Regions from separate parts of the Mus musculus genome. Here all the other regions are linked to region 1. Evidence: chromatin loops called from intact Hi-C (ENCODE). Cell type or tissue: left cerebral cortex. All regions are shown on one strand.

Evidence for each region. A loop is a pair of places that touch in the nucleus more often than their neighbours do. Peaks named below come from ENCODE experiments on the same cell type or tissue, not always from the same donor. Only the 100,000 strongest peaks of a DNase experiment are listed, where the experiment ranks them.
Region 2: it touches region 1 in a loop (4-fold over the local background); 27 of 42 quality-filtered maps call a loop at or near these places.
Region 3: it touches region 1 in a loop (3-fold over the local background); 15 of 42 quality-filtered maps call a loop at or near these places.
Region 4: it touches region 1 in a loop (4-fold over the local background); 12 of 42 quality-filtered maps call a loop at or near these places.
Region 5: a loop joins it to region 1, with 5 times the contacts of the local background. A loop is called at or near these places in 5 of 42 quality-filtered maps.

What each region holds. Positions count from the first base shown.
Region 1 is chr9:118,037,871-118,042,870 of GRCm38, reverse strand. It overlaps Zcwpw2 (zinc finger, CW type with PWWP domain 2), which reads left to right and starts at 2,012. Exons shown (of 9, transcript NM_001378466.1): 1 at 2,012-2,652. It overlaps Azi2 (5-azacytidine induced gene 2), which reads right to left and starts at 2,349. Exons shown (of 8, transcript NM_013727.4): 1 at 1,913-2,349. In left cerebral cortex, CTCF peaks have their summits at 2,335 and 2,539; DNase peaks (open chromatin) are centred at 1,620, 2,034 and 2,490; H3K4me3 peaks cover 2,306 bases; H3K27ac peaks cover 1,447 bases.
Region 2 is chr9:118,487,380-118,492,379 of GRCm38, reverse strand. Gm33460 (a long non-coding RNA gene) reads left to right here and starts at 2,601. Exons shown (of 5, transcript XR_871343.1): 1 at 2,601-2,779; 2 at 3,102-3,296; 3 at 3,443-3,606. In left cerebral cortex, CTCF peaks have their summits at 2,515 (motif pointing right) and 3,966; DNase peaks (open chromatin) are centred at 3,983, 4,502, 4,627, 5,000 and 2 more places; H3K4me3 peaks cover 753 bases.
Region 3 is chr9:118,503,403-118,508,402 of GRCm38, reverse strand. It overlaps Golga4 (golgi autoantigen, golgin subfamily a, 4), which reads right to left and starts at 2,085. Exons shown (of 24, transcript NM_018748.3): 1 at 1,846-2,085. The coding sequence starts at 1,917. In left cerebral cortex, a CTCF peak has its summit at 2,164; DNase peaks (open chromatin) are centred at 17, 869, 1,168 and 2,192; H3K4me3 peaks cover 2,763 bases; H3K27ac peaks cover 2,215 bases.
Region 4 is chr9:117,900,438-117,905,437 of GRCm38, reverse strand. No RefSeq gene overlaps it. Among named protein-coding and RNA genes, the nearest start is that of Azi2, 140 kb to the left of the region's middle. In left cerebral cortex, a CTCF peak has its summit at 2,247; DNase peaks (open chromatin) are centred at 74, 278 and 2,227.
Region 5 is chr9:116,423,987-116,428,986 of GRCm38, reverse strand. No RefSeq gene overlaps it. Among named protein-coding and RNA genes, the nearest start is that of Gm31559, 34 kb to the right of the region's middle. In left cerebral cortex, a CTCF peak has its summit at 2,548 (motif pointing left); DNase peaks (open chromatin) are centred at 1,571 and 2,542.

The sequences.
Region 1 (5,000 bases):
TGAGGAAACGGAGGCTTAGAAAAGTGAATGCGTTTGTCTGTAATCACACCTGGGCACTCCCTGAAGTGAGTCTTGTTTACAATTTCCACTGGCTTTCTATCTCTGAAAAGCCAGGATATCCAAGAACCTACTTCATACGGGTCAGTTAAGAAACAGTGGAGAAAAAAAGAACAAATCTTACGGAGAACGAATAAATTACAAGATATTCCTTTTCTTTTGTCACTTTAAATAATTAGGGGCAGGAATGGCTTTTGCTTCTCTAAGAGGGATTCTGAAGTGCCCCTTTTTAATGACGCCAGCACTTAAACATATGTGCCTTAGTAGCTTAATGCTTTGCAGTTTATTAAGTGTCCAAAAACAATATCAGATATATAATATGAAAAATGGCAGCTTTCATTTTTATGATCCTGACTCACTGAATGCAGTAAGCCCAGAGATTAGTTTTTACGGCCAAGCAATCCAAGGGCAGCCTTCTTTCCACTCCTTATCTAAAATAATGTATTTCAATGCAACTAAACACCTACATAAATGCTGTTAATAATTATTTCCTGACAATAAAACAACTTCAATTCAGAATGTGGCATTAAAGTTATATTCATCCTATTCAGCTTTTTTTAAAAATCATATTATTTCCCTCAGTAAGCATGGCATGCTCTGGTACCATTACCGAAGCACTTCTGCTAGAGGCACTTATATGCTAGAAACTGTGCTCCCCCCCCCCCCCCTTTTTTTTTTCTTGAAGATGTCTCACTTTGTAGCACTGGCTAGACTGCAACTCAAGACTCCCCAGTGCTGGGATTATTAAAAAAGCATGTGCTACCACCCCCTGACTTGTTCTTAAGAATTCATTAAATCAATGTAAAAAAGCACTAAGATGGGTAAGCACTCTTCAATTTACAGATGAAGTAATTAAACATACAAATTAAGTTGTCAACTTCAGAGCCAGCCTAGCTCTTAGAAATTATAACTGGGTGCCTTGGAGGGTAAGCAAGCCCTGGACTTCAGAAAAGGGGGAAGGAGAAAGTCAGAGTAAGCAGCCTTCTCCTCAAGAGAGGAAGTGGAAAACTCGATGCTTACACATCTGGGCTATCCATCTAATCCACTGGCATTCCCACGACAGCAAGCTGCCTTTTAGACATCAATGAATCTCTCGCATTTACATGAAAACGTCCATTTACAAACCTAGAGCATTCAACACTCTGTAGCCATTCAGCGAATAATTCCAATTGTTTTCCATTTAAGACGATGGAGTGATCACTACAGACAGGGTAAGGAGAACATTTTTTGAGAACTAGAAATGAAACTGTTTTAAGATTTTGTTCAATCCAACTTAAAATTCAAACGGGGGTGGGGTGGCTCTTCTGTACTTAAGGATTAGAGGTCAATTTCAGTCTCAGTATGTCAATGTTTTTGATCATCACATGGTATTTCTGATTTCTAGTAGCTTCCATGGGTATTTTATCTCTCTTTCTGAGTATTCCGAGTTCCTTGCGAGGAGGACCACTGTTAGCCTGCCTTGCAACCCAGCCGGAAAACGGGACTGAAACATGCAAGTTAGACTGATGGTCACTCCCAGACGCCACCGGCACTACCCACGTCCCTCTTTCCCTCTCCGATATAAATGCCACCCCAGTGCAGGAAATAAAACTGAAAGCGTTCCCAGCGAGTCAAGAGCACGGACCGAACTTGAGCAATCCCCGAGCGGGAAGGCAAAAAAAAAAAAAAAAAAAAAAAAAAAAAGCCCGTGGAAGCGGGGCTGTGGGATGGCAGGGACCAGGGATGCTAGACTGGGCCGCTCTGAACAGCAGAAGGGCGCCGGGGACAGAAAGCGAAGTGCGTCTGGCCAGGCGACAGCCACCAGGCCCCTCCTGGCTGTCTCCACCGTCCGGGCGAGCGCGAGCGATCCACTCACCCTGAACCCTGGCTACGTAGGGCGGTCCCCAAGGCCACCGGGTTTCGCTTCCCCAGTGTTTGGAAGCCGGCTGAAAACAAACCGGGTCGCCAGGGGTCACCACGGGCTTCCGGTTTCCTCGAAGACGCCACCGCTTCCCCCGTCAAGGTGGCCGTCACAGGTGCACCGAGGGAGTCCCATGTCTTCCGCCGCGGCTCCCGCAGTCAGGGGCCCTGGAGGTCACAGAGGAACCGAGCAGGGGCGGCCCGGGGCCGCCGGAACAGGCCCGTTACCCAGCAGCACGCGCGTCAACTCCGGGGTCGCCGGCGCCCGCTGCCCCGCTCAGGGGCGGCGAGGCCTAGAGGGTTCTAGAAGGGTCTACGAACGCCCCGCCGCCCACAAAGGTGTCGCCGCTGCGCACAGGCTGGGTGCCAGCGCAGCGCGACGAAACCGGAAGCCGGACCTGAAGACTATATAGGGTGCCGCTAAGTGGCGCTCTAGCGGGGCGGGGCGTACTACAGGTCCCATGAGCCTCTGCGGTAGGGCAGAGGCGCACTACGAGTCCCGTGAGCCTCCGCGGCGGGGCGTACGTACTACCAGTCCCAGTGGTCCCCGCGGCGGGTGAGGTGTCGCGCCCAGCCGCGGGGAGGCGGAGTGGAGCTGAGACAGCGTCGCAGGCTGGCTGCTGTTGGGCTGAGGCGCGCGTTCAGGGCGCCCTCTAGCGCGTCCTTTCCACTCAGCGGCAACTGGGATTCCGTGAGGTGGGTCCGTGCTGCTCAGCTCAGAGGCGCCTGTCACCGTGGTGCTAACCCGAGAGCTGATGCGTGTCTGGGGCCCCTGGAATCCACGCAGGCCCCGTGTTTCGGGTCGCGTGGCGGTCTCCTTGGGTATCTTTTGAAGCAAGGTCGCTCACTGACTTCATGGGGGTTCCGGGATGCTCTTCTGTGTAGCAGGAGAAAAGGAGCCCATGGCCAACTCTTGACTTGTTCTGGCTCTTAGAGTTGTCTCCTCTCTCGGTTATTTCTAGGTGATAATCCTCCGGGTTTGTTTGTTTGTTTGTTTGTTTGTTTTTTGAGGCAGAGTCTTATGCATCCCAGAATGGCCACAAACACACTTGTTTCCACCACCGGGTGAAGAATTTTAGTCATCTATAATTCTCTCTGTCTGTAGTTTGTTAAATCTTCATATTTTTGTACGTTTGTTTTTTAATTTTAAATTTGCGGCAGGGCCTCAAGTAGCCCAGGCTACCCTCAAAGTCTTGAATTTTTTTTTCTCTGACCTCCTGCTTCTGACTCCAAGGTTTTGGGTTTATACATTACCAAGCAATGCGGTGCTGGAGGTTGAACCCGAAGCCTTGTGCATGCTAGAACATTGAACTGTATGGTGAGGCATAGACAAATTAATTGCAATCTTAGGGGGTCACAGACAGAAAAAGGAGCACAAGTTCTAGATTATTTCTGGTTAAGTAATGTGAGAGTCATAGTTATAGTTAATATTTATTTATTGACAACTAAGAACGCTCATGTTTCTTGGCACTATATTATTTTGTCAACTGAAAACTTAAATTCTGTCAGTGTTCTGTGGAAGGTTTTTGAGTATATAGTTTTTGCCTATGGGTAGATAATTTTTTCACTGGAGTATATTTGGTTTTGAACAATCAAAAAATATGGACCTTGATATAAGTTACGACTATGGCTCAGCTCTCTTAGGGGCAAATATTTATTTTTAGGGTTAGTACAGGTATTATTTTGATAATACCTTGTTTGAGCAATGAAAACCTTTTTGTTTTTCATTGTTTTTAATGTGTGTTATGCTTTGCTGGCATGTGTGTGTGTGTGTGTGTGTGTGTGTGCATGTGCATGTGCATGCAGTGCCCATGACAGCCAGAAGAGTTGTATTCCCTGGATCAAGAGTTGACAGAAGTTTTGAGCCTCCATGTAGGTGGTGAGAATTGAACCTAGGTCCTTTAGAAGAGCAGGCAGTGCCCTTAACCACTGAGCCTCTCTCTAGCCCAACTTTATTTTTTTAAAGTGTGGTATCTGAAGAATACTGTAGTGAAACAATAACAACATATTTTTAGAGGAATAAAGTTTTAAGTGAGTTTGTAGATTTAAATTGTATACTGAAATTTCACCATACCACTCTATAAATCATTTTTCTGTAGTTTATTCTATGTTGTAAGTACTGTATCCTTAACATAATTAAAGTGTCAGAATTGCTGAGTTGTAATAGCAGAGTTTTTTCATGTTAATACCATCTTCAATGGCATTTAATTAGCGTTGTTTTAGAGGCATTTTCTCTACATGTCATGTGTACAGGCTAAGTTCTTTAGGGAGGGGATGGGTTTTTTTTGTTTGTTTGTTTGTTCTTTTTTCTTTCTTTCTTTCTTTCTTCTTCTTCTTCTTCTTCTTCTTCTTCTTCTTCTTCTTCTTCTTCTTCTTCTTCCTCTTCCTCTTCCTCTTCCTCTTCCTCCTCTTCTTCCTCCTCCTCCTCCTCCTGTTCTTCTTCTTCTTCTTTTTTGTTTTTTTTTTTGAGACATGGTTTCTCTGTGTAGCCCTGGCTGTCCTGGAACTCACTCTGTAGACCAGGCTGACCTCGAACTCAGAAATCCACCTGCCTCTGCCTCCCAAGTGCTGAGATTAAAGGTGTGCGCCACCACTGCCTGGCAGGAAGTGGATGTTTTTAATAAAAAAATATCTACTACTAAAACAGTTTTAAAATACTGCCAAAAGTAGAAAACTTGGTACATAACAAAACTTGATGTATAAGTTAGCTTTATCATTGCTATAGCAAAAACCAAACCAAACCAAACCAAAAACCTTGACAAAAGTAATTTAAGGAATGAAGAGTTTATTTTGGCTCAGGGTACAGTGGGTGAAGGTGGGAAAAGGCTTGGAGATAGGTGTCTGACCGCAGGTGTCTGATTACAGGAGTCTATAGCCAGGAGGGAGACAGTAGAATGCTGATTTTTGCTCCCAGTTGGGGGAAATAGCAAAAAAGTAACCTGCCAGCTTCTGCAGAGCCATTTTCAGACAGAGGCCCCCTGAGTTCCTCTCACTTCCATGCATCGTCCCACACACCCCACAATCAGCCATCTCAACACGTAATT
Region 2 (5,000 bases), 450 kb before region 1:
CATACTTACATATACTTTGGCCATATGGCTAGGCTCTTCTATGGCTAGACCTAACTTAAAATATCCCACTTATTTTAGCCTACATTCTGCCACAAGTCTGGTTACCTGTGGTCAGGTACCATGTGTCTAGCTCCTCACATTTTCTGGGACAAATCTCCCTCTTGGCTCTATCTCAGAATCTTTCTCTCTACAGGAGAAAGAGTTTATTGTAGCTTACAACTCCAGGTTATAGTTCATTACTTGTGGAAAAGTCACAGGGGCAGGAGCTTGAGTGGCCTGGTCACATCACATACTGTCAAGAGTAGAGAGAACTAAATGTATGGGTGTTCACTTGCTTGCTTGTGCTCAGCTCTGTTTCTCTACTCCCATACAGTTTTGTGGGGGATGGAGGGGAGGCGGCTGCTAGGGAATGATGCTGCCCACAATGGGCTGGGTTGTCTCTTATCGGTAAGCTTAATAAAGACACTTCACCCACAGACTTGCCCACAGGCCAACCTAATGTCCCTCACTGAGACTTTCTTCCCAGGTGATTCTAGACTGTACCAAACTGACAATGAAAGCCAACCATCATAGGCACTTTCTCTATACTGTTCATTTGGAGCCAGTGTTCATTCCGTGTTAGAAACAAATCTGTAAGAGCCGTTGGGATTGCTAAAGCTCGGAAGTACCAGGCTTACAGTTTTATTTCCCCCATATTCTCTCTCTAGTCATGAGATGCAAATATGCACGATTGTAAGAAAGCTTACAGGAGCACCCATCAAACACAGATATCCAAAAGATTCAGAGCCTGAGAGAAGACTGCTTTCAAGGGAAAACATTGGGATGATAAAATTTCCGATTACCATGCAGTTTGTCAGTCACTCTCTGCTTTGCGCCTAAGTTGTAAATACACTCCATTATGAAAACGCTTCTTAAAGCAATTCTGAAACCCAGGCAGGTGGGGAGCTCCTGCAGTGGGACATGCCTGCATTAAAGGGTGTGGGGTGGGATGATAAGGTTTTCAAACACCAGAATGGGATTCTTCTTTGTAACTTCCCTTTATACGATGTTCATAACAGTAGTTCTGAAGCAGAGGGACTCAGAAGGTGTCTAACTGTACATGATCTTACATTCATAAAAAGTTACATTGGCTGGTGTACTGGCTAGTTTTGTGTCAACTTGACACAGCTGGGGTTATCACAGAGAAAGGAGCTTCAGTTGAGGAAATGCCTCCATGAGATCCAACTCTAAGGCATTTTCTCAATTAGTGATCAAGGGGGAAAGGCCCCTTGTGGGTGGGACCATCTCTGGGCTGCTAGTCTTGGGTTCTATAAGAGAGCAGGCTGAGCAAGCCAGGGGAGGCAAGCCAGGAAAGAACATCCTTCCATGGCCTCTGCATCGGCTCCTGCTTTCTGACCTGCTTGAGTTCCAGTCCTGACTTCCTTGGTGATGAACAGCAGTATGGAAGTGTAAGCCGAATAAACCCTTTCCTCCCCAACTTGCTTCTTGGTCATGATGTTTGTGCAGGAATAGAAACCCTGACTAAGGCAGCTGGGGAGCTGCAATAGTTTCTTTAGTGGTTAAGTGTGCTTGCAGCTCTTGGCATAGAACCCAGTTCTGTTCCCAGTGTCCATATCAGATGGCTCACAAACACCTGTAACTGCAGCTCCCAGGGATCTGATGCTATCTTCTAGGCATGCACACAGTATACATGGGTATGTGGGGGCATGCACTTAGAAACAAAAAATAATCCTTTTTCAAACTAGAGATATATAAAATAGAGACACACGTACACCTGCAGCTATTGCTGCTCTACTGACAGTAGCCAAGCCGTGGGTCAGCTTAGGTGTCCATCAACAGATTAGCTAATAAAGAAAATATGGTGTGTTTACACAACATGGAATTACTCAGGCATGGAGAAGGAAGCGTGCCATTTACAGGGTTGGAACTAGAGGTCATCGTCTGGAGAAAAATAAACCAGATACAGAAAGACAATGTTTCAAGTTTCTTCTCACATGCAGGAACTAGGACTAGGAGCAAAGAAAATGACCCGGATGGTACAGGGATCTTTGGGAAGGAGTATGTGGGTGAGAGATGGGGATAAAATGTAGTTGGGAGGATGGCATGACTGAAGTGTATGTTTGGAAATGAACTAGTGAAGTCCCCTAGTATGTTCAGTTAACATGCAATAACGATCATTGCTGTAAAACAAACTAGGAATTTAACCCAGGCACGGTGATGCCTGCCTTTAACCCCAGCACTCAGGCAGCAGAGGCAGTCCAAGAATAGTCTGAGGCCAGCCTAGCTACAGACAAACCCTTCCGTGTCACCCTTGCATGAGGAAACAAACCTGAGCGGCAGACATTGCAGCCAAGAAAACTGGTGTAAGGGTCTAAATCACGGGCTCCTTCCCTATTCTAAGAAGCATGTAAGCTACTGTAAGCTGGGATGAACAAAGATACCTACACGGGGTTTGCCCTCTGTCTAGTGGGAAGAAATCGGTTTGTTTTTTAGCTGGGAGAGTTACTCGCTGTGGCCACCAGATGGCGGAGAGCACCCGCGGCTGGAAGCAGAGCGGCCCAGGCAGGGAGCTTTGGGAAGTCATCCACACCCCGAGACCCGGCTTTGTAAACGCACGTTTTGGGTGTTTGAAAGGGTTAGGGGTGTGAGTGCTGCCTAAAATAAACAGCTACCCTGGCGGGCATCGGCGGCAGAGCTTCATCTGGCACTGAGTACTCTGGGGACCCAACTTTTCTCTTGGAGAGCTGCATGAGTGTGCTCCATGCACAGGACCAAAGAGGTGTGTGAGGTTCCCCCGAGGTGGCTCACCCTTGTAATCTCAGCATACCGGAAGTGAGGAGGGGGATGACCTTGACTTTGAGACCAGCCTAGTGTGAGAACCTGTCTCAAAAAATGAGAAGCAGGAAGATGAAGGGTTCAGAGTCATCCTCAGTTAAACCCCCCACCCCGCCCCAAGCCCCAGCCGAGTTAAAAGACAAGCAGGGCTGCTCGAGGCCCTGTCTCAAAAAAAAAAAAAAAAAAAAAAAAAAAAAAAAAAAGAAAGGAAGGAAGGAAGAAAAAAGCAAAGTGAAAAGAAGGTGTCTGCCACTTCACACTTTCAGACTGTGATCGCTTAGCTTGAGCGCTGAAGAAATGAAGCCCACCTTGGGCTCGCCCAGGCGGCCCTGATGCAAGCCCGGAGCGAGCCCGCCTGGTGTCTGCGCAGGCGGGAAGGGATCCGGTTAGCCTCATGGACCACAGCAGGACGGGTCCTCTCAAGTCAGTCTCAAGCTGTTGTCTGAAATTCCAAACTTGAGGTATGAGGGTGTGGCTGGGAGTGTGGAGGGGTTCCTTCGGGTGCAGCAACAATAGGGTTTTGTTTGTTTGTTTTTTGTTTTGTTTTTTTGCTTTTTGTTTGTTTGTTCTTTTCAAGTGCGATTTTAAAATTCGTCTGGTTGTTTAGAAATCTCCACCGGGTGAAAGCGTGATTTTTGAAATCTGAACACAGCGGAGTGGAGGACAATCGGAGGCGCGTCCCAGGAAGCATGTGGAAGCAACGTCCGAAAGTGTAAACAGCCAGGACTTTAAAGCCAGGAAGTTAGTGTCCCTACCGGCGGCAGAATGTGGGTAGAGTATCTGGGACTTTTCCATTCGCCAGCATTTCCAAGACACCTGCAGGGATCTCTCTCTCTCTCTCTCTCTCTCTCTCTCTCTCTCTCTCTCTCTCTCTTCTCTCTCCCTCTCTGCCTCTCTTTTTCTCTCTCTGTCTGTCTCTCTCTCTGTCTCCTCCTCCCTCCCTCCCTTTCTCCCTCCTTCCCTCCCTCTGCCTCTGTTGCATGTCTTCCCCCCACACCCACCCTCTACTCGGGTTTGAGCCTCCCGCCTTCTTCATTCCGGCTTTAAAGCTTAGTTAGAAAGGAGGGAAACAGGGTCAGACTAACAGGAAATTTGGAGCATCAGCACCCCTTGAGGTTGAGTCATAAATTACAGCGGTGAGCCCGCTCCAACCGCAGCCGGAACACCGGTCAAGATGAAGGTCAACTGACCAGCAGCTTTCCCTTTGGACCCCAAACTCTTTTGGGGTTCTTCCCGCCTTCCCCGGTTTTCCTTCCAGGTATCGGAAGTATCCTCCCGCCCACGCTCAGGGGCACAACCCTCCACCCAGTAATTCTTGACCTTTGCACCGAGGCATAGAAAACCTGCATCCACCGAGAAGTAACCTGCGCCGGGATGAGGGAGGGAGCGAGCGAGGGAGGGAGGTCCTGGTCCGAGTTTCCCCCAAAGTAAAACAAGGAATACGGGGATTGCTGACGCGCTTTTTTATACCTTTCCTTTTTATCTAGAAAACCAGACTGTTTAGCGACGAATACATATTTCCAACCACGAATCTTTTTGGGTTTGTGCCGAGTTTTACTCGTCCGGTTCAGTTTGTCTGTTTAAGTGAATGTTTTTGTTTATAGCAAGAGCTGAGGACAAGCGAACTTGGGCGACCCGGCAGACTCCTCCACTCACCCCCAGCCGCTCTTTCAGCCTCGCGCCGGCGAACGGCCCTGTGCCCGCGCAAAAGCGCGCAGGGCCCGGGTGGGGAGTGTAAACAAGCCGGCCGGGTTCCCAGACCTTGATCTTTATTTAAATGGAGGCTTGTTTATCGGTGTCATCCTAGGAGGATTAATTAGATACATCTCTTCACAATTTGGTGTCTGACACTCCATCTTAGGAATGCCTTATCACAAGGTGTTAATTGGGGCCACTCAGCCATTTACGTTTCTATTAAACACTGTGAGGGACTTTTCACAAGTACCGGATTCTTTTTACTGTACGGTGCAAAAATATACAAGACTTGAAATAGACTAGGGCCAGAGTCCTCTTTATCCCGGCGTGCGATTAGCATTTTCTTTCTTTCTTTTTTTTTTTTTCTTCTTTTCTTTTTTTTAAGACAGAAACAGCAGAGCATCATTTGACACTCCAGATACACCAACCGTTGGACGTGGGTGCAGTAAGTTGGTACTGACTAGGTTGGG
Region 3 (5,000 bases), 470 kb before region 1:
AGTGGGAGGGTCTATAGTGCTACAGTGGAAGATTGCTGTGCTTCACTCCTAAAAATACATTTCTTATTGCCATAAAAAGTGGGTCACAATTCATATGCTGCACTTAATTTGTCTCTTGTAGCATCTCTCAGTCTATGTAGACAATATTTGCCTGCAGCTCTGATTCTATGTAGCAGTTGCCTTTGGGTCTCATCACATTTTCATCTATAGGAGGAATAATATTTACCTCATAGGTTTATGAGGTCTAAGTAATCTATACTAACTACTAAATAAATGTGGAGCAGAGATCCAAATCAACGTTGTTTCTTTTTAGCGCTGTATAATAATCAGCCCCCTGGTAAGAATGTATCCAGCCAATTCTTTACTGGCCCCAGAGTGCTACCATTAAAACAGCGCCAGGGCTAGCAAGACAGTTCAGATGGTAAAATGCTTGCCTGAGTTTCCATCTCAGAATCCAGGTTAAAAAAGACAGCTGTGGTGGCACACTCTTGTACCCCAGTGCTCAGGAGGCAGAAAGGTGGATTCCCTCGGCCTGCTGGCCATTGAGCCCAGCCTATTTGGTGAGTTCCAGGCCAGGGGGTGTGCTGGAGAAATGGCTCAGAGGTTAAGAGCAATTGTTGCTCTTGCAGAGGACCAACCCACATAATGGTTCAACCATGCATGACAAGTTCCCTGGGATCCAACACTATCTTCTGGCCTCACACAGTGTACAGACATACAGACAGACAAGACACTCACATAAAGAAATCCAGAAATCTTTTTTAAATAGTAAAATAAAAAGAATAAAGCCCGAGGGATGAGGAATGACGACACCATGGTTGTCTTCTGGCTGCCACCTGCCCACGCGCGCACACAAGAAAAAAGAAATCGTGTAACTAAATGTTTTTGCATCCTAAATCTTCTCAGACTATGTTTCTAGAAACAGAATGCTGGGTCGTTATATTTAAACACCCAAACTGCTTCCCACTTAGCCAAACTACGACCTTTCTTGAGCCATGGGCTTTCCAGGTTTCTAACCATAAAAGAAAAGACGTTCGTGTTCAATCTACTGATATTCAGGGAGACTGGGGAGAGATTCAGCAGAAACCCTCCCCTCCCGTCCTTCACACCCTGAGTGCTGGAGAGGGGTAGTTTGTTTCTAACACGAACACGCCCCCTTTTCCCAGCCCGAAACCATACTCCCTTAAAAAGCAACGACCTTCCAGAAAAGATGCAAGAGCCCGGTTGCTGACAGGCTCGGTGCCCGTCCCGTTCAGTGTCTGCCCCTGAGCCCTGTCCGCCATCACCCAAGTTACACGAAGTGACTAACTCGTGACAGGCTTGGTCGCTGGACCGCCGCCCTCGGCTCCTGCGAGCAGCCTGGCCCGGGCAGGCTCGACTCTCTGCCTCGATCAGGGTTTGGAAGCAGGAGACTTACAGGGACCTGGTCATTCCGGGTGCGATGTCCAGGGAACCCAGAGGACATTGGTCATATATGGGGCAGAGGGCAGAGGTCACATATCACAAAGGATCTGGGTTGCCCCGCCCCCGTCACCACTCTAGAGTCAGGGTCTCTGACGGGCGAGAGAAGCTCCCCACGCAGGACCCGAACCCATCGCACCCATCTGTCAGACCGGGTCGGTCCTTAGAGGGGAAACTCCGAAGTCAAATGTCCCGACCGGTCCCGTCACCCTGCACAGGGACGGAGTTTTGGGAGAAACCAGGCCAGGGTTCCTACACCGGCTGGGTGGTCCCAAACCTTCCAGGGCTACGGTTTGGGGGGGGGGGGTGTTCCTGGGGCGGAGGTCAAAGGTCATGGGGAACTTTCGCCCGCTTCCCGGGCCTCGGCGCAGGGGGACGACGTACCTGAGCAGGGGCTAACGCCTGCTGCAGCTGCTGCTGCTCCTCGCTGATCTTCTGCTTCAGCTTCTTGAACATGGCGCGGCGAGGGGCCGGCAGCGTCTCTACCCGCGGGGCGGCCGGGCCCGGGCCTCGCCGCCTTCCTGTGGAGCTGGCGGGCACCTCGGGGCGCTCGTCGTGCGGGTGTCGGCGTCGCCGCCGCCGCGTCTCTTCTTTCTGGGTGCCCCTGGCTGGCCTCGGCCCCCCATCCAGCCCCGTCAGCGGCGGCGGCGGCGGCGACAACGGCAGCAGGTGAACGCGCCCCGGGCGCCTGCGCGGTCGACGTGGAGCTTGCCAGGGGCTTGCTACGGAGCGCCGCGGCGGACAATATGGAGGCGGTGCGGGTGAACGCGCGTGCACAGTGGCGTCTGCGCTGACTCTAGCGGGAGTCTTGGAGCTGTGCTGTCAAATAGGGAGCATCCCACCACTGAGCACCACAGTGAAGAAGGCTGGGGTGAGAGAGGATAGAGCTAGGAATGCAGAAGTGTATTCAGTGTCGTGTGGCACGATCGTTTAGAATTCTCTCGAAAGGTTTTTGGATAGTGGGTTGGATGGTATAGATGACTAGTTGGTTCGCTGGTTGGCCAGCTAGTTGGTTCGTTGGTTCATTGGTTCATTGGTTGGTTGGTTGGTTGGTTTAAAGAGAAAATCTGGGGCTGAGGGTGTAGAACGTTTGTTTACCTAGCATATGCAGGAAGGATTGGCTCTAGCCTCAGCATCGCATAAACTGGGTGTGATGGTGTATACCTGTAATCCCAGCATCCAGAGGTAGAAGCAGTAGGACGAGAAGTTCAAGGTCATTCTTGCCTATATGAATTTAAGGCCAGTCTGAGCTACAGTGAGATCCTGTCTCAAACATAAATAGTCTGGCTGAATTAGGCAGACTGGCCTTGAATTTGTTAACTAAAGTGATTTTCCTGCCTCCAGAATAGCTGAGGCCTACAGGTGCACAATTTTCTGCCTAGTCAGAATTATCTGCCTTTAGTGCTTAATATCTGTGGCTGCACTCCAAAGGAGCTGTCTTCCCCTACCTAGACTTTTCCATCTGCTGAGAACCCCCTACACTTGCACAACATAGAATATTTCTGAAACCTCTGCTCACAAAGACCCATATGACCTCGAAACTCTGGGTTCTGCACAAGCTACTACCTGGATGGCATCCATTCAGTTCTGATTCTTTGAACAGAACATTAAGAACTGGTGCATGGGGGTGTACACCTTTAATCCCAGCACCTGGGAGGCTGAGGCCAGGTGATCTCCGAGTTCCAGGCCAGATGGGCCTATGTTACATAGGGACACCCTGACTCAGAGAGAGAGAGAGAGAGACAGAGACAGAGACAGAGACAGAGACAGACAGAGACAGACAGAGACAGACAGAGACAGACAGAGACAGAGAGAGAGACAGAGAGACAGAGAAAACCAGATCCACAGGTTTAGGCCTCAGTCCCACAAGACTTCCAATGCCAGTCACATGCCAGAGGAGGAGATTCGTAGTCAAAAACCTAAGTGAAGGAGTCCTGTCTCTGGGCATATATACTACCTTGTCTTAGTTTGCCTGCAAGAATTCAAGTCAGAAAGCTGGAGACAAGAACTGAAGCAGAGCCAAAGGGGGAGTGGTGCTTGCTGTCCTGTTCCCAGTGGATCGCTCAGCTTGCTTTCTTATACAACCCAACACCACCTACCTGGGGTAGAACCACCCACATTAAGCTGGACCCTCACACTATCAATCATTAAACAAGACAATGCCTCCACAGAATTGCTTACAGGAAAGGTTATGAGAGCTTACATTTTAACCAGATGGCGGTGGTGGTGGTGCACAACTTTAATCCCAACACTAAGGAAGCAGAGGCACTTGGATTTCTTAAGTTTGAGGCCAGCCTGGTCTACAGAGTGAATTCCAGGACAGCCAAAGCTAAGACAGAGAAACCGTGTCAAACAAACAAGCAAACAAGCAAACAAAAAAACAAGAACAACAAGCAAACAGAAATACTCTAGCAAAAATAACCAATGGGGTGATTCCACATGAATAAAACTAGAGATGGGCAGTGTTTGGGTCAGAGTTCTTTCTCTAAAGGAGCAGAGCCAATGGAGTGGATATATAGACACATGGGATGTATTAGTCTGACTGACAGACCGTGGCCTGGGTAGCCCAACAAGGTCTGTCCAGATGTGAGGGCTGTCCAGATGTGAGGGCTGTCCAGATGTGGCTGATCTCCACAATTCTCCCTCACACACAGTAGCAGAGTCCACCAACAAAGAAAAGCCCAGAACTAAACAGGCTCACAGCTGAACTCTACCATACTTTTCAGAAATTGGCAATCTCGACAACCTGGAAGGAGCACAGCTCGTTAGTATTACACTAATGCCCAAACTAGATAAGAACACACACACAAAGAACACTGCATGCCAAGTTCCCTGATGAACAAAGGCACAAAATTTCTCAACACAATACAGATCAGATAAGAGCATTCGATGCTTTTGCATAGGACCTTGGTTTGGTTCCCAGCACCCAAACCACATGGTGATTCACAACCATCTGTAACTCCAGTTCTGGGGGCTCTAAGACTCTCTTTTGACCTCTGAGGACAGCAGATATACATGTGGTGCACAATCAGAAATGCAGGCGAAATACCCACACACAGGAAAACAAAAGCTCTTAAAGCTACACGCTACAAACATCTAAACTCTAAATTTATTCTAAATGGAGGAGAGCAGGAAACATGTCCTGCAGAGTTGGGAGTGCAGCATGGGGCGCTAAGAGAAAAGAAAGAAAAGGGATCCGGACAGAAAAGGAAGAAGTCAAACATTTCCTATTCACAGATGTGATCCAGTATCTCAGAGACCCTGAAGACTTCATCTGAATTCTTAGATTGAAGAAATAAATACTTACAGTCAAGCCATAGGATATAAAATGAACATCAATAATCTGTAGTTTTCAACATCCCAATGATGTGAACTTTAAGAGGAAGAAATCTGGAGAGGATTCCCTTTATAGTAACCAAGCAAAACAAAACAAACAGGCCACCTAGGAGGAGAGCCAATCAGAGAGCAAGAGATGCCTGCAAGGAAAGATGTAAAAACACTGCAGAGAGAAGTTGAAAAGGACACTAGAAGCCAGCAGG
Region 4 (5,000 bases), 140 kb after region 1:
CTCGGTGGTTCACGCAGAGGCACGGGGAGAATGGCTTGCTGCGTGTGTGACCGGCCTCAGCTCTTGCTGTATGTCTGGACAGGACATACAGAGCTTTAAAGCAGATGGTCTTCCTGGGCTACCCTTGGAGGAGACACAGTGACCAGATGGTCTGATGTGAATTGTGACTGGGCCACAGTGTGGCCAAGCAGATTATCTGGGTCATTCTGGGGGACTGATGTAGATGGTCAGAAGACTGATTGCCACAGTTGGAACCTTTGGTGTGAGGACCAGAATGACTCAGGGGGTGGTGCCAGCCGTGTTCTGCTCCAGCCCACTCAGTGTGCACTAAGCAGGTCTTGTGTCCAGAAGCTGAAGTGAGATGAGAAGCGCAGTCAGAGAACCACAGTGCGCAGGAGATTCCGTTTCCAGATGAAGCCATCGCCCAGCAATCACAACCTGAGGAGCAGCCTCAGCCCATGCCGTCCACCTGCCTCGCCCTCTCAGGAATGCATCGGTCGGGAGGGGAGGGGGGTCAGGCTCAAATCTTTCAGATTAATTTGTGTGCTGCCTGTCTCTGTTCTTCTTCTGTTCTCATTTCTGAGCGCCTCACATGTCTGAGTTTCTCACGTACCCAGGGGACAGCTACCTGTTGGCAACTGCTCTGTTCACACTATTTAAGGGCACCCTTCCAAGATGCCTGCTTCCCAGTGTCTGCTCATGGGTGAGGTAGCCATCAGACTGGGGTCCGTCTTTAATCAAACAGGTGGAATTTTAGGGTAAGTTGGATTTCCCCAGTTTCCCCTTTAATAGCCTGTCTGTCCATGGACCAACAGGGGCCCTGGGACCTAAATTCTACTTACTTACCAGTCAGCTGTGGACCTCAGAGCACCAGCAAATGCTTGGGTCCCAACCATCCAGCTGGCCACTCCTACTGTCGGCCCTGTAACCGACCTCGGCCATCAGTGCCTTTCCTGTGACTCTGTGTCCTCTCAAGTACACCAAGTCTCTGAGCTACAGACAAGATTCCTGGGATGAAACATTTACAGAGGAAAGAGGGCTACCATGGCTCATGGTTCTGAAGGCGAGGAAGTCCACGAGGCCAGCACTGGCATTTCCTTGGCCTCTGGGAAGGACCTCATGTGTCTCCCCCTATTCCAGGAAGCCGATGAGCACACACAGAGGGGAGATGAGAGGCAAGGGCGGATCTCACTGAGGGTTTCTATGGCTGCCACAAAACACCATGACCAAAAGGCAGAGCAGGGAGGAAAGGGGCTATTTGTTTTACACTGCACATCACAGTTCATCATCAAAGGAAGTCAGGACAGGAACTCAGACAGGGCAGGTACCTGGAGGGGCACATGCAGAGGCCATACAGGGGCACTGCTTACTGCCTTGCTCCTGATGGTTTGCTCAGCCTGCTTTCTGAGAGAACCCAGGACCAGCCCACAGAGGACATCGCCACAGTGGGCTGGACCCTCCCCCACCAATCACTAGTTAAGAAAATGCCTTACAGGCTTGCTTTTGGCCTGATCCTGTAGAGGCATTTTCTTAATTAAGGTTCCCTCTTCTCAGATGACTTTAGCTTGTGTCAAGCCAGCAGAGAGCTAAACACCCACAAAACCAGCATCATTGCTATGATACAGGCACTAAGTGTGGCTTGAGGACGCCCCTCGCCCCCATAACCTAATCTCATCTATTAGGCCTCCCCTCCCAAACTGCCAAATGGATATCAAAGTTTCCAACATGGGAACTTTTAGGGTCACACCTAAGCCCTGGGACACATGTAAAAATACTGTATCAGTGAAGTCAAATAAAGGTCAGGGAGAGGAGAAAATGGAAGAGAAACGAGGGGAATAAATGAACACAAGGGCAGGAGACAGATGAGGACAAGTGTTACAAAGAGGGAGGGAACAGAGCGGGGCGTCTAAAGACTTCTGATGTCCCAGTAAAATGCATAAAATTAACATTGGGAGAGGAATAAAAATAAAAACACACGTGTTTATGCAATAAGATACAGTGAGAATCTTGCTAACCTTTAGTAAAAAAGAAACATGTGCAAGACACATCCCATGGCAGTGACTTCCTCCAAAATGGAGTCTGCCAGCTGGAGGCAGGGCTGGCGTCAGTTGAACTCCAGGACTCTTGTCTTTTCTGTCATTTAGGCTGCTGCTGAGTTTTAACTGGGCCAGCCCCAGATGTCTGACAGAGCATCTTCCCTTCCTTCCTTCCTTTCTTTGTGTACCAGGAGCCTCTGCTGGCCACACTTAGTTTTGCAGTCTCTGGGCCAGAGCAGGTTTGCCCATGCTTCCAAGACTCCAAATGTCATACTTTAGGAAGTGACTAGTTTAATAGCCAGGGGCCATCCTCCGTCCGGAGTGTGTCTGGAGTGGAGGAGGGGTGCAGACAGAGTCCTGAGATCTATGCGGAGGGTCTAATGGTTCCACTGCTCTCAAAGCCCACGAAACGCTAAGCACCTTCCTCGAGGGACGAGGCTGTGGAAGTCAAGTACCCCATGGGTGCTTCAGAGCTCCATGTGCAGCCAGGGGAGGAACAGCAGAAGAGGCAGCTGCAGAGGCTGTGCCACCCTGTGACATCAGGGGCTGTTGGGTCCACATTTATGCTCAGGTGACGGGGTCCTTGCCACCAAGGATGGAGCCGAGTGCAGGATGCCTATGAAGGCATGCCTGAGCTGGTGTCAGGTTCTTGCTCTCTCCCACTGTCCTGCAGCTGTCTCCCAGGCTGGCCGACCTCCAGCTTCCTTAGCCATGCCCACAGGGTAGCTCTCTTAAACCTTAGGTTCTCTCCCCGTGGCACCACCGGGAATGGCAAAATGGACATCCTCTCTACTGCCAGCCCATTCCGCTGGTGAAGTCACTGTCTTACCAAGATCCTCAAGTGGATTCATTGTTAGAGAGAGCTGTGGCTCTTCCTGTAGGTTGAGCGATCTGTATCTCGTCACCAAGCGCCACCTGACTTACAGGATGTGGCTTCTGGTTCCTCTCCCTCCACCCGGAAGCCATGATTGGAACTCCCGTACAGCGTACCCCTGATTGCTGTGTCGGCGTTCTGCCCCTGCAGGTTCTTATCCTTTCTATCACTGGCTCTGTGAGGACCTAGACTCTTCCCGTCTCCGCACACACCGCTCCCCTCCCCGAGGACAGAGCCTGTTCTTTGTGATTCTGTAGCTTCTCATCGCACCATCGCCTGCAGGAAGCAGGAAGCCTTAGTTTCTTTCTTCATTTCAACCTGAATTTGTTCACAGAAACATTTACATAGCAGAGTTATTCTGCTAGGTGGGTAAAGAAAAATATTTTTATGCCATGGATTGAAAATAAGTCTGAGTGAAAGAGCCAGCCAGCCCTCCTGGCTTCACCCTTTCCTATGCTGCATGCCCGGGACTAGCGTTTGTTATTTACCCAGATCGGGCACACAGACCTCAGGGTCTGCGCCTGCTTTCTCAGCTTTCCCCATCACCACAGTCTCTCCTTGTCTCACTTCTGTTTGCGGTGGAGTTTTGTTTGTTTGTTTTGCTCTTTGTTGTCTTATTTGAGACAGGGACTCAAGAGCTCAGAATGGCCTCAAACTTGACACATAGCTGAAGGTGACCTCGAACTCCTGATTCCCCTGCCTCTACCTTCCGAGTTCTGGGATTGCAGTTGTTCTTTGCAGTGCCTATCAGGCTCATACAAGTTTCTTTTAATAGTCCAAAAGTGGTGCCAAGCCTGCAGCCGTGAGTGGGAATTCAGTCATTAAAATGTCGGCAGTGCCTGGATTCAGACACCCGTTCCCAGAAGCCCCAATCTTTCTCCCACCAGCTCACCACGGTGGTCTTCCAAGAATGATACCTCTTTTCTCAGTAGGAACTGAAGTCCCGGCTGCTTAGAAAATATATTTGCGCCTCTGTACAAATAGAAGCCACAGCTCACCCTGACCTTCCATACAGGGTATATTCCAGTTGCTTCTTTCTTCAATTACCTCAGAGACCCTTTGTGCTCAGTGTGACAGTCACCAGATTCATGAGGCTGTTAAGTTATTAAAATGGAACAAGATGTGAAATTTGGTTCTTTGGACATACTGGCCACATTTCAAACAGCAGGTACACAGGTAGCAAAAGGGACAGCGACAGATGGATTTCCTGGCTCTGTAGGACAATGCCGCTGTTGAGTTCTGAGGTGGTCCCTAGGCCTCCTCGCTCTCCTCTTTTGTTCATTTCTTTGAATCACTTTAGTCCTTTTGATTCACTTAACAAAACTCTAAGGCAAATTCTAAAAGTGTAGATTTTGGGACTGCATTTTGCTCTAGGTATGAAGGTAGTAAGCTTTTAAAAAGTGAGATCAAATCCTGAGCTCAGTAGGAAACACCGTCACCCAGTCATCCCATGACTGACTTACGTCAATAAAACTGTGCTGGCTTTGAGTGGGGTGAGGAGCTCACAGTGGGCTGTGCAGCCGAGTTAGTTTAGCAATGTGGAGCCAGTCTGACGGAAAGAGAACGAACGGTCCCACAGAGGAGAAAGACAGGGGCAAAGGGACAGGAGTGAAGTAAAGTCAGCGCCTAGTTCACACTGTCCCTCGGCCTCCACACGCCCCTTCAGATGAAGGGCCTTGTCCTTAGGAAAGGACAGCCACATGTGGTGCGGAGCCTCGTGAGTGCTCCTCCCCGACTGAGTCATCTGTCATAAGTAAGTGGGCACTAACCTGAGTTGGCTGCCAGACTGATTGCTTGTACCTCAAATCTGCATGGCAGTCGAGTGACAGGGAGTGAGAACTTGATTTCCATTCCTGTCCCTTATCAGCCATGTGGGCTTCGGTCAGTCCCTTGATTTGGGGCTCTCAGTCTCAGCTGTGGAGAAGGAAGGCTTCTGTTCTGGTTCTCCAACCTCTGGGGCTCCATTGGGGTAACAGGGCACACCACTTCATAAAATAGAGATGTCAGCAGGTTTATTTTTGGTTTTGTTTGGTCCTGATTCTTGGTAACGGGGGCTGTACAGTTTCCCAAGCCATAGAACAACTCTGTCC
Region 5 (5,000 bases), 1.6 Mb after region 1:
TCAGCACTCGAACTCTTAGGATATGGATGCAGGCTTTCTGTGACACATCGTCGTTCACATTCTTGCCTGGTACTCCCTGGGAAAGAGGCAGGGAAAAACCATGAAACTGAATCACCCAGTGCAAACTCCCATCTTAGTTGGAAAGCTGTCTCCGTTCTCCTCGTAGGCAATATAAACATTTACAATACACACCTGTGCGATACTTTCCCGGAGTGCACAGAACCAGGGCAAAGGGAAGTGAGACTGCTCTGATTTTTCACTCCTCCATTCAGGAACAAAGGGAGAGATTCTCTGAGGGGCAGCAAAAGTAGGGGATCATATTGCAAGCGTCTGCCTTGCCAGGCTCCCCCATCTTTGAAGCTGGACAGACTCTCCTCTCGGGTTGCAGAGGCCCAGATGTCTGATTTTGAAAGGAGGCTTTGTGTTGCCATAATGAGGCTACACACTGTAGGCTTTTTATTTAACATGTGATGCAGTTCCCCATCAAATCACAGTAGATTTACCCAAAAGGGAATACATTAACAAGATGATCCATCGAAAGGGGCCAGGCTTTAGTGTAAGACACCCGAGCTTAGCACTTTAAAATATCATCTCCTTCTACAGTCTCAGGCCCTCCATCCTCCCACCCTACCCCCCACCGAGGCATGTGCACACACATAGGCACACATATACACTGACACCAACACAAATACCACCAAAAATAAGACCCTAGCAAGGAATCAGACAAATTTGAGGATGGGACTTGGTCCTACCATCTGCAGTGGTCTGAGTCACTTGCAGGGATGTGCTGGCTCCTTATAAGTTGTGACCTTGGACAACTAATTTCACCAGTATGAATCTCAGAGTTTATCAGCAGAAAACAAACTTCAAACTCTGGAGAGGTCAGAGGTGTAGCTCAGCAAGGACTTGCCCTACTGTGTGCAAGGATGGATTTCAGCTCTCCAACACCTCTCACAAGCAAACAAACCCAGTCCGGTCATCCAGATTGTAGTAAGAAATTGAAAAAAAAATCGATGATTTAACGCATTAGCTATTATTGATTAAAGTTTAGCAGATAATAAATTCTCTATTAGAGCATTCAATTTCTCTTTTCTCCTTTTTGGGGGGATTTGGGGTAGGAGTAGATTTTATGAACTGTGTGCAGCCAGTGGTGACCTTGAACTTGTGCCTCTCCCTCCAAGCACTGAATTGTGCACAACTGCCCAGTTTTCTATTGTTAAAGGATTCCCTAAATCGCTTTTTCTGGAAGGAAGATAATGACTGAAGAGCCACTCCCTCCTGGTCTTCAGCTGGCTCAGCCTTCTCGAGCAGCTGCGGAAGACATTCCCACCAAGAGCAATTTAGAAACCAGACCAAGTGAAGATGGTCTTTGTGCATCTGGACAAGTTGCAGTCTCTGAAGAAGTCCTTTCAGAAGTCAGGGCCACAGGAATGTGTAAAACTGCTCCCTCCTCTGTGACCAACAGGAAGAAACAGCATTGGCCTCCCTTCCCCCACTACAGCTCAGCCTATCCCTCCGTTCTTCTGTGGGCTGAAGCCTTAAACAGCCGCCTCTTCAAAGGCTGTTCTTGAACAAAGAAACTCTAGAGGAGTTCTCTGTAGTGTGACTTGTCCAGGAAGTAAAGGGTGTGTCGGAAGAAGGTGTTTCTCCAGCGGGAGAGATGATAGCTCTGTCAGGAAAGCATTTGCCTTGCAAGCAGGAGGACCCGAGTTCAATCTTCACACCCCACATAAAAATGGCTGTTCATGGTGGCACTCGCTCATAATCCCAGGGCTGACGAGGCATAGACAAGCAGATCTCTGAGCTAAGTTTGAGCCAGACCTCTAGGATTTAGGACCTACTACTCAACAGTCTTGGCATTGCCCATTGCTGGATCTTGGTTTCTCCTTTTACAACAACGGCAGCTTGCTTGCGTTCAACTATAGTTAAGAATACTATCAAATAGGACCGTTCGTCTCTGATTACGAACCGCAGTTCTGCAGGCTGGTGAAGTGGCTCACCAGATACAATACTTGCTTAACATATCAGAAGCCCTGGATTTGAGCTCCAGAACCACTTAGAACCCGGCACGGTGTTGCATGCCTTTAATCCTAGCACTTGGGAACTGGGGTCTGGAGGATCGGGCATATACGGTTATTCTGGGCTGGGTAGCAAGTTCAAGCTCAGCACTGCAGATCTGGCCGGTGAACAGTGAGACTCAAATGGTTGCAACGTCTGTAACATCCTTCCTGGTTTTCATCACGACATCTGTAAATCATGCTATATAATCCCAGGCTGGAACGTTGACTTTTAGTTCTACGCGTTGCCCCTTTCCTATATATTTAAACAGCTGTAAGTGTCAAACTTTTCGGGTAGTCCTTTCTCTAGCACAGGACTCTGGGCAAGCAGTAAGAAGTGCTATAAATCCTTGGGGTTTATATTTATTGGAAGCCTTTTAGGCTATTCCAGGAGACCCTGTGATTTCCTGTGGAGGACAGGTGGATTTTCTGTTTCTATACAAAACCAGAGGCGCCTCGTAATTACGTTGACACGGACCTGCAGCGCCACCTGTTGGCCGATGTCTTGACAATCACCACTCGGCACAAAATTATCAGGGGAATAAAATTTTTATTTCCAAAGAAGCAGCCAAAGTGGGAAGATGCTGGAAGGCCACAGTTAAATGTCTCTTTCTTGTACCGGAGAAAGAGACTCTTGCCTCTCTGAAATTTTTGGAGCTTCTTAATTCTAGTTGGGCAAGAAGCAACAGTTGTCTACTTAAATGATAGGGTGATCTTACCGGGGCTATTTAAACATTTAAAGTTTACATATTTCAATTTATAGCATTTTAGAAGTAGAGATGAAAGTAAGGATCCGTTTCTGTTGATTTTTAAGCAGTTGTTCTGATGCTGTCCTTGCTGGCTTTTCTGCTGTTGTCAAAAACACCGGGACCGGAAACAATCTGGGGATGAAATGGTTTATTTCATCTTCTGCTTTCAGTCTTTGTCTGTCACTGAGGGAAGTCAAGGCAGGAGCTAGAGGCAGGAACTGAAGCAGAGACCATGGAGGAGCGCTCCCTGGCAGGCCTCCCCTATGCTTAGCTATCTTTCTTATACAGGCCAGGTCTACCTGCCTAGGAGTCCTGTACCCACGCTCAGCTGGGACCGCTTGCATCAAGTACTAAGTGATTTTGTTGTTGTTGTTTTGTTTTGTTTTTGTTTTTGATTTTCGAGACAGAGTTTCTCTGTGTAGCTCTGGCTGTCCTGGAACTCACTTTGTAGACCAGGCTGACCTTGAACTCAGAAATCCGCCTGCCTCTGCCTCCCAAGTGCTGGGATTAAAGGCGTGTGCCACCACAAGTACTAAGTGATAAAAGGCGCTGTAGACAGACTCACGTGATGGAAGAAATTCCCCAGTCGAGATTCTCTCTTCCCAGACACATCTATGTCTAGCTTTATGTGGCGCTGTGTGACCTATGCTCACAAATGCTGTCAAAGACCACAGTTTTGCTGGCCCTTCCTCTCCTGTCACAGAAGTTTGTTCGTTTCTCCTCTGCTGAGCTTCTTGTTTCGGGTTTGGATTTTTTAGGTTTTGGTTTTGCTTTTTTGTTTCTAGGTTTTTGTTGTTGTTGTTGTTGCTTTTGTTGTTTTGCTTTTTGTTTGTTTTGTGTTTTGGTCATGTGGAAACATTCTCTTGAGAACTGTGATTCGGGAAGAGCTCTGACTCATGCCTGGGAGTCTCTAAAGAGGCAAATTGCTCACTTGGAAGAACAAGGAGCCAATGAGGACCTGCCTCTCAGGCCGCCTCTCGGCTGCTTCTCTACCCTGGCCTCATCCTTTACAAAGGGATATAAAGTTAATTCAGATGAGCTCTGAGAAGACAGTCAATGGCCGTTCTCCTCAGTGATGAGAGCGCAGGGGTCTGAGCGCCCATAAAGACCATAGACAGAAGTCAGGGAACGCGCAGGGATGGTTCCACTGATTAATGAGAGTCCCAAATTCAAAGACAGACATATGCTTCTCCTTTAAAAAATGATAAATGAACATTCAAGGCCACCTTGGATTATACAAACAATTAAACAAACTCCAAACTGCAAGAAGGAGTTGATACTGTGAGTGTACAGAGACTCTCCAGTCTGCCTCCCCATTCTATCTGTGCCTACCTAGAAGGTTCCTCAGGGATGTGTGGTCCTCCCTCCCTCCCTTCCCTCCCTCCCTGCCTCCTTCCCTCCATCCCTCCCTCCCTCCCTCTCCTTCAGCACAACCCCCCCCCTCACTTCCCCATTATCTCAGCACATTGCATTTGCAAGTGGCCCCTACTCACTTGCTTCCTTGAGAATCCAGTTTTGTATACGGCCACTGGCATTTTAGAAATACAGATCCTGTCATTTCTCTGCTTAAAGCCACCAAGAAGGAACAAAACTCAACCTTCTTAGCACAGCATATCAAACTTTCCAGTTTGGCTCAGATTTCCTGCCCAGGTTTCTCTTCTGGCTCTGGCTCCACCACTCCAGGGCTAGGCGCTCTCTGACACGCACTGGTTGTCTTTGAGCGCTCTGTCTATATTTAAAGTCTGTTTCTGCAGCTGGCTGTGTCCTCCACTCCCATCTCTGGGTAAATTCTCCTTGACCCTTCAAGGTGCATTCCCGCTATCTCTGCTCCTCAGGAGCCTTCCCCAGAGCTAGCCTACAGGATGTGATTGCCCCTTGTTATCGCCTGTACATATTATACCATGAAATTCATTGTGTTATACCACTGGCTGATGAATCTTCCTCAATAGATCATGGGCTCTCTAACGTAAAAATCTCTGATAGATCCTGCTAAGGGCTTTAATTATCATGCGTTGTTCTAGAATAGTCACTGAAAATTAAACAAGAAACTGTCACTGTGCTAAAGACTAGAGATGCAAAAATTAGCCACAAAATGATTCCCACGGTCCCGTCAATCAAGGTCTAAAATGCTTGCGAACAGAGATGTGTGCTGTGTGTTCTACAAAGGCTAAATCCCACTGCAGTGCAGCAACTT